Regions from separate parts of the Homo sapiens genome. Here region 2 is linked to region 1. Evidence: chromatin loops called from intact Hi-C (ENCODE). Cell type or tissue: chondrocyte. All regions are shown on one strand. Each heading gives the region's core, and the rest is flanking DNA. Links, peaks and the distances in the headings are about the cores only. Region 1 overlaps PIWIL3 (piwi like RNA-mediated gene silencing 3). Region 2 has its middle 58 kb from the start of GGT1.

Region 1 (8,543 bases), core at 1-8,000:
TACAAACCCATGACGGTATAACTGAATGGCCTTCTTTTTGGTATAATAGTTGCGACCAACTTGTTCAAAATCCAGCAGCTTGAAAGTTCTGGAAATGGAAAGAATAGATTTTGTTGAAAGTACAGGGTACATTATTAAGCATTTGGTAAGACACATAAGGGAAAAAAAATCTGTCAATGACTGTTTATATTATCAATGAACACAAAGTACTTGTTAACTAAGTTACATGATGAGGTGGATATTAAGGTTCATTTAACCTCATTTGTTCCATCTCCTTATAAACATAATATTGTAGAAAGGTTACCAAAATGTTCTTCATTCTCAAAACTGAACTAAGGTCTCTTTTTCAAACTGTCTTTTTTTGGAGACAGAGTCTCGCTCTGTTGCCCAGGCTGGAGTGTGGTGGCACAATCTCTGCTCACTGAAACCTCCACCTCCTGGGACCAAGTGATTCTCCCGCCTCAGCCTTTCAAGTAGCTGAAACCACAGGCACCTGCCACCATGCCTGGCTAATTTTTGTATTTTTAGTAGAGGAGGGGTTTCACCATGTTGGCCAAGCTGGTCTGGAACTCCTAACCTCAAATGATCCACCCGCCTCAGCCTCCCAAAGTGCTGGGATTACAGGCGTGAGCCACCACGCCCGGCCTCAAACTCTGCCTTTCAAATTTTAACTTTCAATATTTTGTCATTGTAGTGACCACAGAATAAAAAATGCATTTGCTACAGAGACATACACAGATGTGCACAGCTGATGTCTATTACTCTTTCTAGGCAGGTATGAGACAAAGAACGGGCATCGGCCAGGAGAAGAACATTGAGGATAAGCCACTGAACTTGCATATTCCAGTTGAGCCTCAAGTATCATTTCATCTCCAAGACCCTTCACTCTCTTAATACATGAGGACTAGGAAGAACACTAAGTGCTAGAAGCAAATGGCTGTATTCCACACCACTACACAGTAAAACAACCGAATGAGTATCAAAGAAACTCAACCCCGGTAACATACCTTCTAAAGAGAATGTTGTAATAGCGTAGGCAATCTGGCGACGTGGGCGTGAGTTCTTTGGAAAACTCAACTGTAATCTTCACGATGTTTTTGTCTTTGGTTGTGCTCAACCATTCCACTCTCTGAGATTAAAAAAAAACAAAAAAAAAAGTCCAGATATTCTTCCAAAAAACTAAACTTCATTGCACGGCAAATCACCATGTCACCTGGCTATCCAACACACCATCGTGATGGAGCAGTCTTTCCCACAAAAGTACGTGCGTGTGGAAAACATGATTCACAAGAGTGAAGAGTTGGAATTAAATATTTAAGTCGAAATATTTTACTTAAGCTCCTGAAAGCAATTTAATTGTTCAGTTAATATAAAAATTTAAAGAAGAAAATAAGTTCTCTAACTTGTTTTCTGCTAGGAGTGGGGGGCTGAAGTTTCAAAGGAAACAAATAGAATAAAAAAAAAAGTATCCAAACTTTGTCAGCATTTTTGAGCCACATTGTATTATTAAATTTCATTTAAGCATTAAAATCAGAGGCATTATTGAATATCAGTGATAACCGAACATGGCACATAGGTTTCACAACAAGTCATATGGGCAAGAGAGCCTTGGGATGTCTCAACAAACAACTGCACAAAAACAATAGGTGTTTTATTATAATAAAGTGAAAACAAGAGAAAGAACACAGGAAAATGTGAAACAACATTACTTAACCCGCTCTTTTAGTGGCCGAGATAATAATAAAGAGTTTCCATCAAATATATGGCGCTCTCCAAATTTCCTTCTATGTTGATCAAGTAAAATTGTACGGAGATTTCCATCTTCTATGTCTGGTTTGTAGTCAACGTTGTATTTATATGCAACCCACTGAGGACGAGATATCACTCGGAAGTGGTTGGCGAGTAGCTGTACCACTGTACCCTCTGAACCTGAAAAATGGAGCCACATGACAATAAAGAAACAGACTGATTGGGCCCAAAACAAACAGTTTGGACACTACAATATTAAAAGCCAAAGTTAGGGCTGGGCACGGTGGCTCACGCCTCTAATCCCAGCACTCTGGGAGGCCAAGGCGGGTGGATCACCTGACATCAGGAGTTCCAGACCTGCCTGGCCAACATGGTGACCCCATATCTACTAAAAATACAAAAAGTTAGCTGGGCACAGTGGCAGGTGCCTATAATCCCAGCTACTCGGAAGGCTGAGACAGGAGAATCACTTGAACCCAGGAGGCAGAGGTTGCAGTGAGCTGAGATCATACTATTGCCCTCCAGCCTGGACAACAAGAGCTAAACTCCGTCTCAAAAAAAAAAAAAAAAAAAAAAAGAAAAGAAAAGAAAAGCCAAAGTTAGGTCAGACAAGGAGATAAATGACATTTGTAATGCACCTGATGTCCAGAATGCCTATCAATTCAATGAGCCCTTATGCAAGCATACATTTAGGAAGTTTAAGATACTGAATAGATTGAAAATTAGAACATTTGTGGTTTCCAAAAGGAGAGAAAGCGCCACCCTATGTAATAATATTTAATTTTAAAAAAAGTCTCACTGCAGGCCAGGGCACAGTGGCTCACACCTATAATCCCAGCCCTTTGGGAGGCCCAGGTGGGAGGATGGTTTGGGCCAGGAGTTCCAGACCAGCTTGGGCAAGGTGGGAGGCACCTCTACTTACAGTGATGACAGAAGCTTTCCAGAATCTATTAAAGTTTTTATCGAAAGTTTAAAATGGGCCAGGTGTGGTAGCTCATTCCTGTAATCTCAGCAGTTTGGAAGGCCCAGGTGTAAGGATGGCTTGGGCCAGTTCTAGACCAGCAAGACCGTGTCTCTACAAAATTTACATACACACACACACACACACACACATATATAAAATATGTATATATTACACACACACACACACACACACACACACACACACACACACATTCGGGCATGGTGGTGCCCACCTGTAGTCCCAGCTACTTGAGCTGGGATCAGCTCAGGATCAGCTGAGCCCAGGAGTTTGAGGCTAAAGTGAGCATCACTGTACTCCAGCCTGGGCGACAGAGCAGGACCTTGTCTCTCAATGAAAAAAAAAAAAAAAAAGTTAAAAACGAACAGCTCCATAAACATTGAGTTCTAGACCAACATACCTGTTTTTGAGTCTTTAACATGCTTCATATCTTGCCTGGTGTTCACCACCAGGTCTTGAAAAACTCCACCAATCCTTCTCTCCTGCAAGGGCGCTGTATGCAACCCAGCCTCAGGTCCAGGTTCCTTCACCCCTGCATAAATGTAAACGCCAGAAGTTTAAACAATAAAAAGGGAAGAATAGAAAAGACAGCATTAACACCCAGCATAAGTTTGTTAGAGGTAGAAAAGATGCCACCCAAGGTTCCAAAACACATTTCCGTGATATGTTGCCGCAAAAGCGTAACCTTACCCAGAAACCTTTCCCAAGGAGTCCCCAGTTCACATCCGTGGTTGCCTTGGCACTTTATTCATTCCTGCTACATATGTGCCCCATTTCTTTGGGTATTTGTTCATGGTACAAGATTCTAGAAACTTTGGTTCTGTCTTTAAGCCTATCTCCTGGCGCTATGCTGCCCCCTAGTGGGCATCATAAAATGCCAAATAAGCCAATCATTTAAAAAATCTATAAAACTGGCTTTTAATACAAAACTGATCTATCCTTTCTATTAAGAGCAACTAGGAAAGGATCACACTCACTATTTCAACTTACATTCTAAGGTTCATATCGATGTAGCTATTCTACAAAGTTAACATTTAAATGACAGCACAATGCGGTCTTTCAGTGACGAGAGGCATCCTGAAGGAATACGCACACGTTATTGTAAATCCCGTACACCTAAATGGCCAAGACGTCTGTGCCTTGGGTTACAATAATGGTTTGCCTCAAAATTTTACTTCTGGAGTCTAGTTTTTAGTTTATGATGATCTTACAAAGTAAGTGTCTCCATTTCTGTGACAGACTAACTACATTTTACACATAAAATTTGAAACAATTTTATCAAACTCCCAACTAGTTCCTGACACATCCAGCAATCAAATTCATCATATTAAAATGTCAGCAAAAGAAAACAGGTATCCTAGCTTGGCACCTTGGCACTCGCTACAAACCACATACTTTTATCTTTTCAGACGGAGTCTAACTGTCACCCAGGCTGCAGTGCAGTGGCACTGTCTCAGCTCACTGGAACCTCTGCCTCCTGGGTTCAAGTGATTCTCCTGCCTCAGCCTCCCTAGTAGCTGGGACTACAGGCGCATACCACCATGCCCAGCTAATTTGTATATTTTTGGTAAAGATGGGATTTTGCCATGTTGGCCAATCTGGTCTTGAACTTCTGGCCTCAAGTGATCCACCCACCCGGGCCTCCCAAAGTGCTGATGTGAGCCACTGCACCCAGTCCATGTAATTTACACATACTATTTAATAACAACCCTTCAGATAGGATCTGATTATTAAAAATGTGTTTTAATTTATTCAAATGTATAAGCTCATTTTATAGGTTCTGGATTTTGTAACCATTTGTTAATATTTATCTATAATACAATTCTTTTTTAGTGTTTCAAGTTTTGACTCATCACAAGCTATTTTGCTATAGAAAGCAAAGAGGAGAATCCAGACTGAAGTTGGATCACATTAGCCGAAACCTTAGCAAATGACAATATCTGAGCCTGTGTGCATGAGTGCTGTATAAACGAGGATAACCTGTCAGCCTGCAATGTAGGTAACAGGTTCAACCTGTTAATGCCACAATTTAAAGAGGAAAGAAAATGGTGTTCTTAGAATTCCATTAAGTTAACTTAGAGTTATCATCTGCAGATGTGTCATCTAAATTTGAAAAGCAATTATGTTGAACTGGCCAATAAACAGTGACCTCCATCTCCCTTCCACAAGTTAAGACACAAGGTGAAGAAAACACCATCAGATAATTCACTGCACAAAGAGAGACAGTTGCAAGCTGCACACACTTCCCATCCCACCAAACCTCACGGGAGTCCTGAGGCTATCTAGAACCTTCTACCGCTGTGGTAGCCCTTCACACATGAAGCATCCCCTGCCCCTCATGTCCTTCTTGCTTCCTTTCACCTTGAGACTGTGCTCCTCCTCCTGCTCCTCCTCTTGCTGCTCTTGGCTGCAGAGGTCTAACCACTGGGACTTCCTCCTGCAGCGGCCGGGGTGTCGACTGCAACTGAGGGGGCTCCTGGGTCTGCATGTTTTTGGAAATAGAAATAATGAGCAGTGCCCTACTGTGTTCATTCTCCCTCCAAATGGCACTCGCAGGGCACAAGGCAAAGGAACTTCCTCTGAAAAGCTCACATTCCAGTGACATAAACTAAGTTGTAATAAGCAACATACATAGCACCTTGTGTGGTAATTGCTAAGGAAAAAAACAAAAAAAGGACAAAACAAACCGAGGAGAATCAGGAATTACTGGGAAGGTAGGGTGTGAAGGGGCAGGTTTCACTAGCTGATGGGGGCAAAAGCGGGCCTCAGTGAGAAAGTGACACAGAACCCAAGACTTGGAGGTACTGAGTGAATTAGCAAAGTTACCCAAGCCAGCAGTGGAAGAAAAAGAGCAGAGTTCTGCAGTTGGGAACGTTCAAGGAAGAATGAGGCAGCCAGTGTGGCTGGAAGAAGAGGGTGAGAGATGTCAGTGAGATGAAGGGAAGGAGGTCATTTTAAGGAAATTGCTTCTGACTGATAAAATGAGAGCTGTGACAGAGGCCAGGTGCAGTGGCTCACGCCTGTAATCCCAGCACTTTGGGAGGCCGAGGCAGCCAGATCACCTGAGATCGGGAGTTCAAGACCAACATGGAGAAACCCCCGTCTCTACTAAAAATACAAAACTTAGCTGGGCATGGTGGCACATGCCTGTAATCCCAGCTACTCAGGAGGCTAAGGCAGGAGAATCGCTTGAACCCAGGAGGCAGAGGTTGCAGTGAGCCAAGATCACGCCATTGCACTCCAGCCTGGGCAACAAGAGCGAAACTCTGTCTCAAAAAAAAAAAAAAAAAAAAAAAGCTGTGACAGGATACCAGGCAGAGGAACGACATGAACTAATTTGTCAGGTTCCATGTTGGGAACAGGCTGAGAGACAAGGAAATAGCAAGGGATGTGAGCTGTTTGGGCCAGAGGCCAGGATAGGGGTGGTGAGAAATTGTCTGATACTGGATAGTTTTTGAGAAAACAATCCCGTGGTTGTTTTTGAGAAGGGCTTGAGGTCATGGAGATAGGATGAAAGCACAGACTTTTGGCCTGAGCAAATGGAAGAATGGAAGTCCTTCTGATGAGGTGGGTATGGCATGCTGGGGAGGGCAGGTTGGGAGTGTGAGTTGTCCACGGACACCCGTGGGGGTGTTAGGTGGTGCAGGAGAGGTTCTGGCCAACGAGATAAATATGGGGACCTGTCCACACACCAGAAAGCATTTTGACACTGGATAACTTCACCAAGGGAGTGAGAATATGGAGAAAAAAGATGAGGCTCAAGGGCTGGGTCTTGGCAATATCAAGAGGCCATAGAGGAGAACTCCACAAAGGAGAGCAAGTGGGGGTGGTCAGTGATGAAGGAGGTAACCTAAACGCCAAGCGGAGGGAGTTGACAGGAGAAAAGAGGTCTCAACTGTGCCAACTAAAAGTGAAGAGGCAAGTCTGAGGAGAGCTGCCCTGTGAATCTGGCAGAGTGGAAGGGCCCAGGGAAGGTTTCTTGATGAATGGGAGTGAACTCAGTGAGTCTGTAGACAGACGGGAATGATTTAGGAGAACACACACCTGCTGACTTGGGAGACAGAAAGGCAAGCTGCAGGAGACATGCCCTAGACAGAGGACTGGCTAAGGGGCTAAGTAGAGATATTTGCTTTAGGTAGGAACAAAGATGGTGCCCTAGGATCTCCAGTGAGGGGCTGGACTATGGGTTCAGATGCTCATGAGTGAGGGGACAAGAGAGGGAGCCACTGACACTCTCATTGGATGCTTTGTCTGTCTCGGTGGCACAGAAGTCTATGTTGAAAACCGAGAATTAGGACCAGGAGGAGGAATTGAGGTTGGAGGGCTTAGGAGAAGGAGAGGAGCAACAGTCAAACAGCAGAATAAGTGGACCTGGAAGGCATCGTGCTACTTCCATGCAGTATATGGTCCCCCTGGAGGTTGTCAGATGGGGCCCCGCAGCGCCACTATGGATCCTGCTGTGTGAATGTAAAGTGGATATGCAGTAAGAGAAGACAAAACAGGGCAGGCATAACAAGTTTTCAACAAGGCTGGAAACTCTTATCTAACTCAGGCTATGCCAGTACCTTCAGGAAGTTGCTCATTTTGGGTCACTTCCAAAGAGGAGTCATTGGCTGAAGCCAAGAAATCTAGAAACCTTTGCATCCACTTTGGGCTGAAAGTCAGTCTGCTTGCACATGTGAAAATGTGAGAAGGAAGCAGTGGAGAGTACATCTGAGTAGATAAAGCCTCCCCATGCTGCCATCTATACAGCCTGACTTTTCTTATGAACTTTTATTAGTCCTCACTTAGCACTATACCTGAACTAGCTTCGCTCAACAACCAACTCTATGTTCTTTTCAGTACAGGCACATATCTCTTGCAGAAAGGAAACAACGTTACAGGGCTCACTGTAGCTGATCCAGGTGCTCTGGGTCCCCCAGGTGCCTCTTGTTGGTAGCTCTCCCTGCGGCGGGCTCTGCCTCGGGCGCGAGTCCTTGCCCTACCAGGCATTGTGGTCCTGAAGGTGATGACCCTGAAGAATACAGTTATATTAGACATCTCTGTGGAGTTGCCTGGTGTCTTACTCTCTTTAGGGTTGCTACAACAGAATATCTGAGGCTGGGTAATTTATAAAGGAAGAGGTGTGTTTGGCTCATCATTCTGATGGCTGGAAAGTCCAAGACTGGGCAGCCCATCTGGTGAGGGTCTCATGCTGCTTCAACTCCTGGTAGAAAAAGCAAAAGTGGGGGAGAGATGTGGACAAAGACCACATGGCAAGAAGGGAAACGAGAAACTGAGGAGGCCGGACTCTAACAACCAGCTCAGGCAGGTGCTAATCCAAACTCACTCACCTCCAAGGCAGGGAATTAACCTATTCATAAGGATTCCACCCCCAGGGCCCAAACACCTCCCAGTAGGCCCCACTTCCCAATGCTGCCACATTGGGGATCAAATTTCAGCCTCAGTTTTGGTGGGGACAAGCCATATCCAAACCATAGCACCTGGTAATGTTTTTTTTCCGTTACTATTACTTCCAATAAAGCATCTGGTTACTAACGACACACATTCTCCTATCACATCAAAAAGACTGACTGCCCCCCGAGTCAGCAGAGAAGCATCCTATAATAAAAGACAGGAGACCTGGTAAAACTTTTTTTTCTTTTTTTTTTTTTTGAGAGGGAGTCTTGCTCTGTCACCCAGGCTGGAGTGCAGTGGCGCAATCTCAGCTCACTGCAACCTCTGCCTCCCGGGCTCAAGCAATTCTCCTGCCTCAGCCTCCTGAGGCACACACCACCGCACCCAGCTAGTTTTGTTTGTTTGTTTTTTATTT
Region 2 (8,579 bases), core at 419-8,418, 97 kb before region 1:
CATACTGGGTGCTTTAGAAACGGCAGGCAGACCAGAAGCCCCTGTTGCAAGTGAGGACAAAGTGTGGGAAGGCCGTGAGGGTCTGCAGTCCGAGATGGCCTGGTCCTCAACCTGCAGTGCACTGTTGATGCGCTGGAAGGCCGCCTCCTTCTCCCGGTCCAGGTCTTCAGCAGTGACCCGGTACCCCATCTCTAAGGGAGGTGGCAGCATCAAAGGCTCCCCTCGCCTGCGTGGCAGCAGGGGAAACTTGCATCTACGGGGCCTAGAGGCCTGGGATCTGGGGGAGCCACCCCTGGGGGCGAGTGTCTGCCCTGGTGCTGTATCTGCCGTCTTTTCACACTGGATGTGACCCGAAGAGACAGCCTGAGGTCCGTCCTCACTCAGTGTGTTTCAGGAACTGAGGGTCAGCTGGCAGTGGGATGAGGCTGGCCCCTCTTCCGCTTTCGTTCCGGGAGGCCTCCCGTAGAGCTGTAGGGGCTCGAGATGGCATTTCATTTGGGGCACGAGCTGGTCCGGGAGGTCTGGGATCTCTGGTTCTGACCTCTGGGCACCTGCTGCAGCTGTGGCTGAGGCCCAGAAATGTGAAGGGCCTCCATCCACTCCAGTAGTGACCCCAACGTGGGGTTCAGTGTGGAGGGGGGAGGGGCTGCTGTGGCAGCTGCAGGAGCAGAAGTGCCACGCCTTGTTCTTCTCATGCCTGCATCCATGCTTGCAGCTGGGAAGGGGGCAGGAATCAGCGAGGTGACCTGGGCTGAGTCCTGGGAATCAGAAGAGGTGGCAGGAAGGGGATCTGAGGAGGAGAACAGGGGGCCTGGTGGTCTGTGCTTCTTCCCAGACACGGGAGCTGTAGAGGGGACCTCTGCAGCAGATGCTAAGGGGGCCAGTAGGCCCAGGCAGTCTTGGGACTTGTGTGTCTCCTGCTGTGCATCCATACTGGATGCTTTAGAAACAGCAGGCAGACCAGAAGCCCCTGTTGCAAGTGAGGACAAAGTGTGGGAAGGCCATGAGGGTCTGCAGTCCGAGATGGCCTTGTCCTCAACCTGCAGTGCACTGTTGATGCGCTGGAATGCCGCCTCCTTCTCCCGGTCCAGGTCTTCAACAGTGACCCGGTACCCCAGCTCTAAGGGAGGTGGCAGCATCAAAGGCTCCCCTCGCCTGCGTGGCAGCAGGGGAAACTTGTGTGTACTGGGCCTAGAGGCCTCGGATGTGGAGGAGTCATTCCTGAGGGTGAGTGTCTGCCCTGGTGCTATATCTGCTGCCTTTTCACACTGGGTGTGACCTGAAGAGACAGCCTGAGGCCTGTCCTCACTCACTGTCTTTGAGGAACTGAGGGTCAGCTGGCAGTGGGATGAGGCTGGCCCCCTCCTCCGCTTTAGCCCCGGCAAGCCTCCCGTGGAGCTGTAGGAGCTGGAGATGGCATTTCGGTTGGTGCAGGAGCTCGTCCAGGAGGTCTGGGATGTCTGGTTATATCTGATTTCTGACCTCTGGGCATGGAGGTCTGTCTGCAGAGGCCCGGGCCTGGGCACAAAGGGAGAGAGGCCTCCATTGTCCCGCAGGGGCCGAAATGCAGACGGTGCATCCCCGGTGACCTCGGGGACCCTTCTCTGATCACCAGGATTCTCTTGGACTCTAGGGTCCTTGTCCTGCTCAGGCATCCCTGCCCCGCTCTCCTTGAGGGCCCTCAACACTATCTTCCCTGGACACAAGTCTGGGGACAGCCGGGTGTTGTGGACCCCAAAGGGGTGACTCCCGGCTCCTGGGCCCCACAGAGAGTCCATGTTCTCAGTGCAGTGGCTGAGCTGGAGGACGCCCTGGAACTCGGAGCACACAGCACTGGCTTGCTGTGGTACCTGTGCAATCAAATTGAAGGCAGGATCCCAGGAAGGAACGCAGGGCTTGCAGGATCACCGAAAACCTTCTTAGAGTTGTCTTGACACCACTGATGTCAAGTGTCCGGGTGCTTGTAGGATGGCCTGCCACTCAGTCCACGGGCAGGAGCAACGGGGAGATCCCACAAGCAAAGTGAACTGGGGGATGGGCTGAACGGGCTCCAGGCAACTGAGCCCTACTGGCAGGTCCTCGGCCTGGGCCCGAACAGGAAGGAGGGGCACAGAGTGCCCAGGTAACCGCTCCTGGGAGCAGTGGGGAACCGTCGGTTGCTTGAACTCTCGAGAGCTGGGCTCTGAGCGTCCTCGTCCAGCCGCCAACTCCGCCAAAGGCTAAGCCAGCAGTTTCTTCTGTTGCCGGGCAACGCGCCTTTTAAACCTGAGGGAGCGGGCGCGTGAGCACATCACGGCGCCCGTGACAGAGCGAGCTTAACGGATTAATAAGCGCAGCCAGGTACCCGCGCGAGGCACTTGCTGGCAATGGCGGGAGGCGGACGTGGGGGGTCATGCAATAGGTACTGGAAGGAGAGAGGCGGGCACAAAGGTCGCGGGAGGAACAGGTGCCCACAATGGTGGCAGATCTGCCCGTGGATCACTGAAGATTCCTGCTCTCCTGCTGAGGTGGAGATTGCAGTGAGCTGAGATCGCACCATTGCACTCCAGCCTGGGCAACAAGTGCAAAACTCAGTCTCCAGATAAAGAAAAGAAAAAGAAAAAAAAGAGGCCGGGCGTGGTGGCTTATGCCTATAATCCTAGCACTTTGGGAGGTCGGGGCAGACGGATCACGAGATCAGGAGTTGGAGACCAGCCTGGCCAACATAGTGAAACCCCGTCTCTAGTAAAAATACAAATTTAGTCAGACATGGTGGCACGCGCCTGTAGTCCCAGCTGCTCCGGCGGCTGAGACAGGAGAATCACTTGAACCCGGGGGCGGGCGGGGAAGGGATTGTGATGCGCCGAGATCGCGCCACTGCACTCCAGCCCTGGGCAACAGAGCCAGACTCTTTTTTTTTTTTTTTTTTTTTTGAGACGGAGTCTCCCTCTGTCGCCCAGGCTGGATTCCAGTGGCCTGATCTCGGCTCACCGCAAGCTCCGCCTACCGGGTTCACGCCATTCTCCTGCCTCAGCCTCTGGAGTAGCTCGGACTACAGGCGCCCGCCATCACACCCGGCTAATTTTTTGCATTTTTAGTAGAGACAGGGTTTCACCGTGTTAGCCAGGATGGTCTCGATCTCCTGACCTCGTGATCAGCCCGCCTCGGCCTCCCAAAGTGCCGGGATTAAAGGCGTGAGCCACCGCGCCGGGCCGAGACTCTGTCTTAAAAAAAAAAGGCCGGGCGCGGTGGCACTTTGGGAGGCGGAGGCGGGTGGATCACGATGTCAGGAGTTGGAGACCAGCCTGGCCAACATAGCGAAACCCCGTCTCTACTAAAACTACAAAAAATTAGCCGGGCGTCGTGGCGGGCGCTTGTAGTCCCAGCTACTCTGGAGGCTGAGGCAGGAGGATGGCGTGAACTCGGGAGGTGGAGCTTGCAGTGACCCGAGATCTCACCACAGCACTCCAGCCTGGGTGACAGTGCGAACCTCCATCTCAAAAAAAAGAGAGAGAGAGAGAGACAGAGAGAAAAAGTTTATTGATTTAATGAACTTTTATGCCTGTGTTCTTCAATTTGCTTAGGAAACAACCACACTTGAGAGCTGGGAATGTGGCCCTGATTGTGGACATGAAATATGTGGTTTCTTGCAAAAACTAGACACTGAATAATTACGATTTAGTTGAGCTAGAAATCCATTTGATTTCTTCCATATGTTTCCAAAATTTTCATTCTTTTTTTTTTTTTTTTTTTTTGAGATGGAGTTTTGCTCTTGTCCCCCAGGCTGGAGTGCAATGGCGCCATCTCAGCACCTGCTGGCAATGGCGGGAGGCTGGGGACGCTGGCGGCATAGGTACTGGAAGGAGAGGCGCGCGCACAAAAGACTTGAGAAGACCTGGCGCGCACAATGGCTGCAGATCCGCCAGTGGATCACTGAAGATTCCTGCTCTCCTGCTGAGGCGGGGATTGCAGTGAGCTGAGATCACACCATTGCACTCCAACCTGGGCAACAAGAGCGAAACCTCGTCACACACACACACACACACACACACACACACACACACACACACACACAAAAGAAAAAGAAAAAATAGTGGCCAGGCGTGGAGGCTCACGCATCCCAGCACTTTGGGAGGTCGGGGCGGGCGGATCACGAGATCAGGAGTTGGAGACCAGCCTGGCCAACATAGTGAAACCCCGTCTCTAGTAAAAATACAAATTTAGTCAGACATGGTGGCACGCGCCTGTAGTCCCAGCTACTCCGGCGGCTGAGACAGGAGAATCACTTGAACCCGGGGGCGGGGAAGGGATTTGTGATGCGCCGAGATCGCGCCCCTGCACTCCAGCCTGGGCAACAGTCAGACTCTCTCTCTTTTTTTTTTTTTTTTTTTTTTTTGAGATGGAGTCTCCCTCTGTCGCCCAGGCTGGATTCCAGTGGCCCGATCTCGGCTCACCGCAAGCTCCGCCTACCGGGTTCACGCCATTCTCCTGCCTCAGCCTCTGGAGTAGTTGGGACTACAGGCTCCCGCCACCACACGCGGCTAATTTTTTGTATTTTTAGTAGAGACGGGGTTTCACCATCTTGGCCGGGCTGGTCTTGCACTCCTGACCTCATGATCCACCTGCCTCAGCCTCCCAAAGTGCTAGGATTATAGGCGTGAGCCACTGTGCCCGGCTTTTGTTCTGATTTTTTTTAAAAATTTGACTTTGTTTACTTTTTATTTTATTTTTATTTAGAGACAGGGTCTCACTATTTTGCACAGGCTGGTCTCGAATTCCCCGGCTCAAGTGATCCTCTTGCCTCGGCCTCCCAAATGCTGGGATTACAGGCATGAGCCACTGCACCTGGCCTTAACTTTGAAATGAAGTTAGAAATGTACATTTTATTATTATTATTATTATTATTATTATTATTATTATTATTTTAGAAACAGGTCTTGCTCTGTTGCCCAGGCTGGAGGGCAACAATGGTGCAATCACAGCTCACTGCAGCCTCCACCTCCTGGGCTCAAGTGATTTTCCTGCCTCAGCATCCTGAGTAGTTGGGACTACAGGTACTCATCACCACAGCTAATTTTTATTTTTGTAGAGACAGCGTCTCACTATGTTGCCCAAGCTGATCTCACACTCCTGGGCTTGAGTGATTCTCCTGCCTCGGTCTCCTAAAGTGCTAGGATTATATGTGTAAGCCACTGTGCCCAGCCTAGAAATGCACATTTTAGACACACATTTACTCAACTTTCCTATTGCCTGCCCAGGACTATCCAACTGTATTTTTGTGCCTCAGAGTCCTTTCACACGTTCTGCTTTTACTGGGAACTCATAGGCAGTAAGATCAAATGCTGACCTTTGAGGCATCTACGCATTTCCAAAACCTGCTTCCTCTCTCATTTGCCACTTTATTTATTTATTTTTTGAGATGGAGTCTCACTCTGTTGCCCAGGCTGGAGTTCAGTGGCACGATCTCGGCTCACTGCAGCTCTGCCTCCTAGGTTCAAGTGATTCACCTGTCTCAGCCTCCTGAGTAGCTGGGATCACAGGCAAGTGCCACCACACCCAGCTAATTTTTATATTTTTGGTAGAGATGGGGGTTTCACCATGTTGACCAGGCTGGTTTCGAACTCCTGACCTTGGCCTCCCAAAGTGCTGGGATTACAGGTGAGAGCCACCATGCCCATCCTCATTTGCCACTTTAAATTGGAGAAGATGAAAAAATTATGCATCCTCAAAAGCTCAGGGTTTCCTATTTGGGACTTCAATTACATAGATTCATTTTTTTGTTTCCAAGCTGGGTGCAGTGGCTCACACCTGTAATCCCAGCACTTTGGGAGGCCAAGGAGGGAGGATTGCTTGAGCCCAGGAGTTCAAGACCATCCCGGGCAACACAGTGAGACCTCATCTCTACTAAAAATAATAAAAAAAAAATTAGTCAGGCATGGTGGCACTCGCCTGTGATCCCAGCTACTCAGGAGACTGAGGTGGGAGGATCCCTTGAGTCTAGGAGATTGAGGCTGCAATGAGTTGTGACTGCACCACTGCACTCCAACTTGGGTGACAGAGTGAGACCCCATTTCAAAACAAACAAACAAACAAACAAACAAACAAACAAACAAAAATATTTGTTTCCAAATGGCACGCAAGGAAGGTAGTAATCCCTGAGTGTTAAGCCAGCAGATTTTGCCACTTCATTTTGTGTGCTAACTCAAGAAATCAGGACACCTGATGAGTTGAGGTGTTCAAGGTAAAGCTCTGCTATGCCCCCTCCTTCATAGGCTGTTCTGCTTGGGCCTCCCAGTGATGGAGGACTACCTCTTTGCTTGCTAGAGTCTCTATAGTTTTCTTTTCTTTTTTTTTTTTATTAATTTTTTTTTTTTTTTTTTTTTTTTTTGGAGACAGAGTCTCACCCTGTCGCCCAGGCTGTGGCACAATCTCGGCTCAGTGCAACCTCCGCCTCCTGGGTTCAAGTGATTTTCATGCCTCAGCCTTCCAAGTAGCTGAGATTACAGGCATGTGCCACCACGCCCGGCTAATTTTTTATATTTTTAGTAGAGATAGGGTTTCACCATGTTGGTCAGGCTGGTTTTGAACTTCTGACCTCAAGTTATCTCCCTGCCTCAGCTTCCCAAAGTGCTGGGATTATAGGCATGAGCCACCATGCACAGGTGAATGGAATAGTTTTTCATTCACCACAGTTTGTGATTGTCTCTACATTGTGAAGTGACAAGTTCTCTTCTCTTTTCCTTCTGCCCCTCATCACCTTTTTCTTCCTCATTTCTTTTTTGAATTTTGCTGTCTTGAATTGGTGTCTAAAGGATGACATAGCAGACAAGGGGACTGACACATGAACTCTCATGAGTTACTGAGGAGTTTCTCAGTGCTCTGTCTGCATCATCTGCTCGCTCTCTCCTTCCTAGGTGCTAGCCTGCCAACCTGCTTTGAGAAATTGGAAATGAATTGGGGGGTAATCAGCCTCCCCTTGTACATGTAGGGACCGCATCTCCAATGCCTTGCTTTACATAATGACGAATGGTGTTTTGCTTACCTACTTCCACACAAACTGCTGATATAGTTAGGATTTGGGAAAGGGGAAGAAGGGAATTTTGGGTTTTGAGGAGTAGCTGGGGCTTGAACAAAGAAGAGGTAGTAATGAACATTCCTGGGGTGAGGCAATTAGTTAGCTGAGGGAGAAGAAGGCATATAATAAATTAGGGATTGACAGACTGTCTGTAAAGGGCCAGATAGTAAATGTTTTAGTCATTGAAGACCTTAAGGTCTCTGTTGCAACTAATCAACTCCATCATTGTAGTGCAAAAGTAACCACAGCCACTACAGATGTGAATGAATGTGACTATGTTTCAATAACATTTTCTTTTTTTCTTTCTTTTTTTTTTGAGACAGTGTCACTCTGTTGCTCAGGCTGGAGGGCAGCAGCCTGATCACAGCTTATTGCAGCCCTGACTTCCCAGGCTCAAGTGATCCTCCCACCTCAGCCTTCCAAGTAGCTGGGACTACAGGCACAAGCCACCACGCCCCACTAATTTTTGTATTTTTTGTAGAGGCGGCGTTTCACCATGTTGGCCAGGCTGGTCTTGAACTCCTGAACTTCTGGGCTCACGCTATCCACCCTCCTTGGCCACCGAAAGTGTTGGGATTACAGGCATGAGCCAGTGTCCAGCCCAAAATAGTCTTTTGATTTTTTTTCCCCAACCATTTAAAAGTTCAAAACATTCTTAGTTTTTGGGACGAAAAAAAACAAGTGATGGGTCAGATTTGGCCCTGGATTGTGGTTTGTTGACCCCTGTCATAGAGGAACAGGAAGCAGAGAGGACTGGTTATAGGGCCTGGGAAACCAAGCCAGGGAGTTAGACTTAAGGTAGTGTGAAAGAGGAAACCATTTTTGTAATGTAATGAAAAATTTAAAGGAAGGATATTTTGTATTTATATGTGTTCCTGGAAAATCTCATTTTATTCAAAACATATTTTCACTATGGAAAATTTCAAACATTTACAAAGTAGAGAGAATAATTTAATGAAATACCAAGTGATGTATTTATCACCTACCTTCAACAATTACCAGTCCTAGGTCCTTTGCATTTCTATTTTAGAATCAGCTTGTCACATTCTACAAAAAAGCTGGCTGGAATTTCTGTCGGGATTGTTTTGAGTCTGCAGATAATTTCAGGGGAAGAATTGACTTCTTAATAAAATTGAATCTTCCAACCCATGACTATGGTATATTTCTCAATTTATTTAGTTTTTCTTTAATTTTTCTCAACAATATTTTGTAGTTTTCAGTGTACAAATCTTTCCAGTTTTTTGAAGGGATGTGGTCAGATTTACTCCTATTTCATATATTTTGATACTGTGAATTTCAGCTTCCAGTTATTCATTGCTAATATATAAAAATACACTTGGTTTTTGTATATTAATCTTGTATCCTGAGACCTTAATGTAATTTGTTTTCAAAGCTTTTTTGTGGATTCCATTGGCTATTCTGTCAATGTTGTCTGTGAATAAAGACAGTTGTACTTTTTTCTTCCCACTCTGAATGCCTTTTATTTATTTTTCCTTCCTTTACTGCACTGGCTAGAACTTCTAAG

The links. Peaks named below come from ENCODE experiments on the same cell type or tissue, not always from the same donor. Only the 100,000 strongest peaks of a DNase experiment are listed, where the experiment ranks them.
Region 2: a loop joins it to region 1, with 4 times the contacts of the local background. A loop is called at or near these places in 19 of 110 quality-filtered maps.

What each region holds. Positions count from the first base shown.
Region 1 is chr22:24,754,777-24,763,319 of GRCh38, forward strand. It overlaps PIWIL3 (piwi like RNA-mediated gene silencing 3), which reads right to left. Exons shown (of 21, transcript NM_001255975.1): 2 at 7,622-7,745; 3 at 5,093-5,213; 4 at 3,132-3,263; 5 at 1,715-1,929; 6 at 1,008-1,129; 7 at 8-88. The coding sequence starts at 7,723. Among named protein-coding and RNA genes, the nearest start is that of PIWIL3, 16 kb to the right of the region's middle. In chondrocyte, for the core only: CTCF peaks have their summits at 3,601 (motif pointing left) and 3,808; no DNase peak of the experiment used is centred there.
Region 2 is chr22:24,656,986-24,665,564 of GRCh38, forward strand. It overlaps the pseudogene POM121L10P. Among named protein-coding and RNA genes, the nearest start is that of GGT1, 58 kb to the left of the region's middle. RefSeq lists an enhancer at 1-427. In chondrocyte, for the core only: no CTCF peak of the experiment used is centred there; a DNase peak (open chromatin) is centred at 3,859.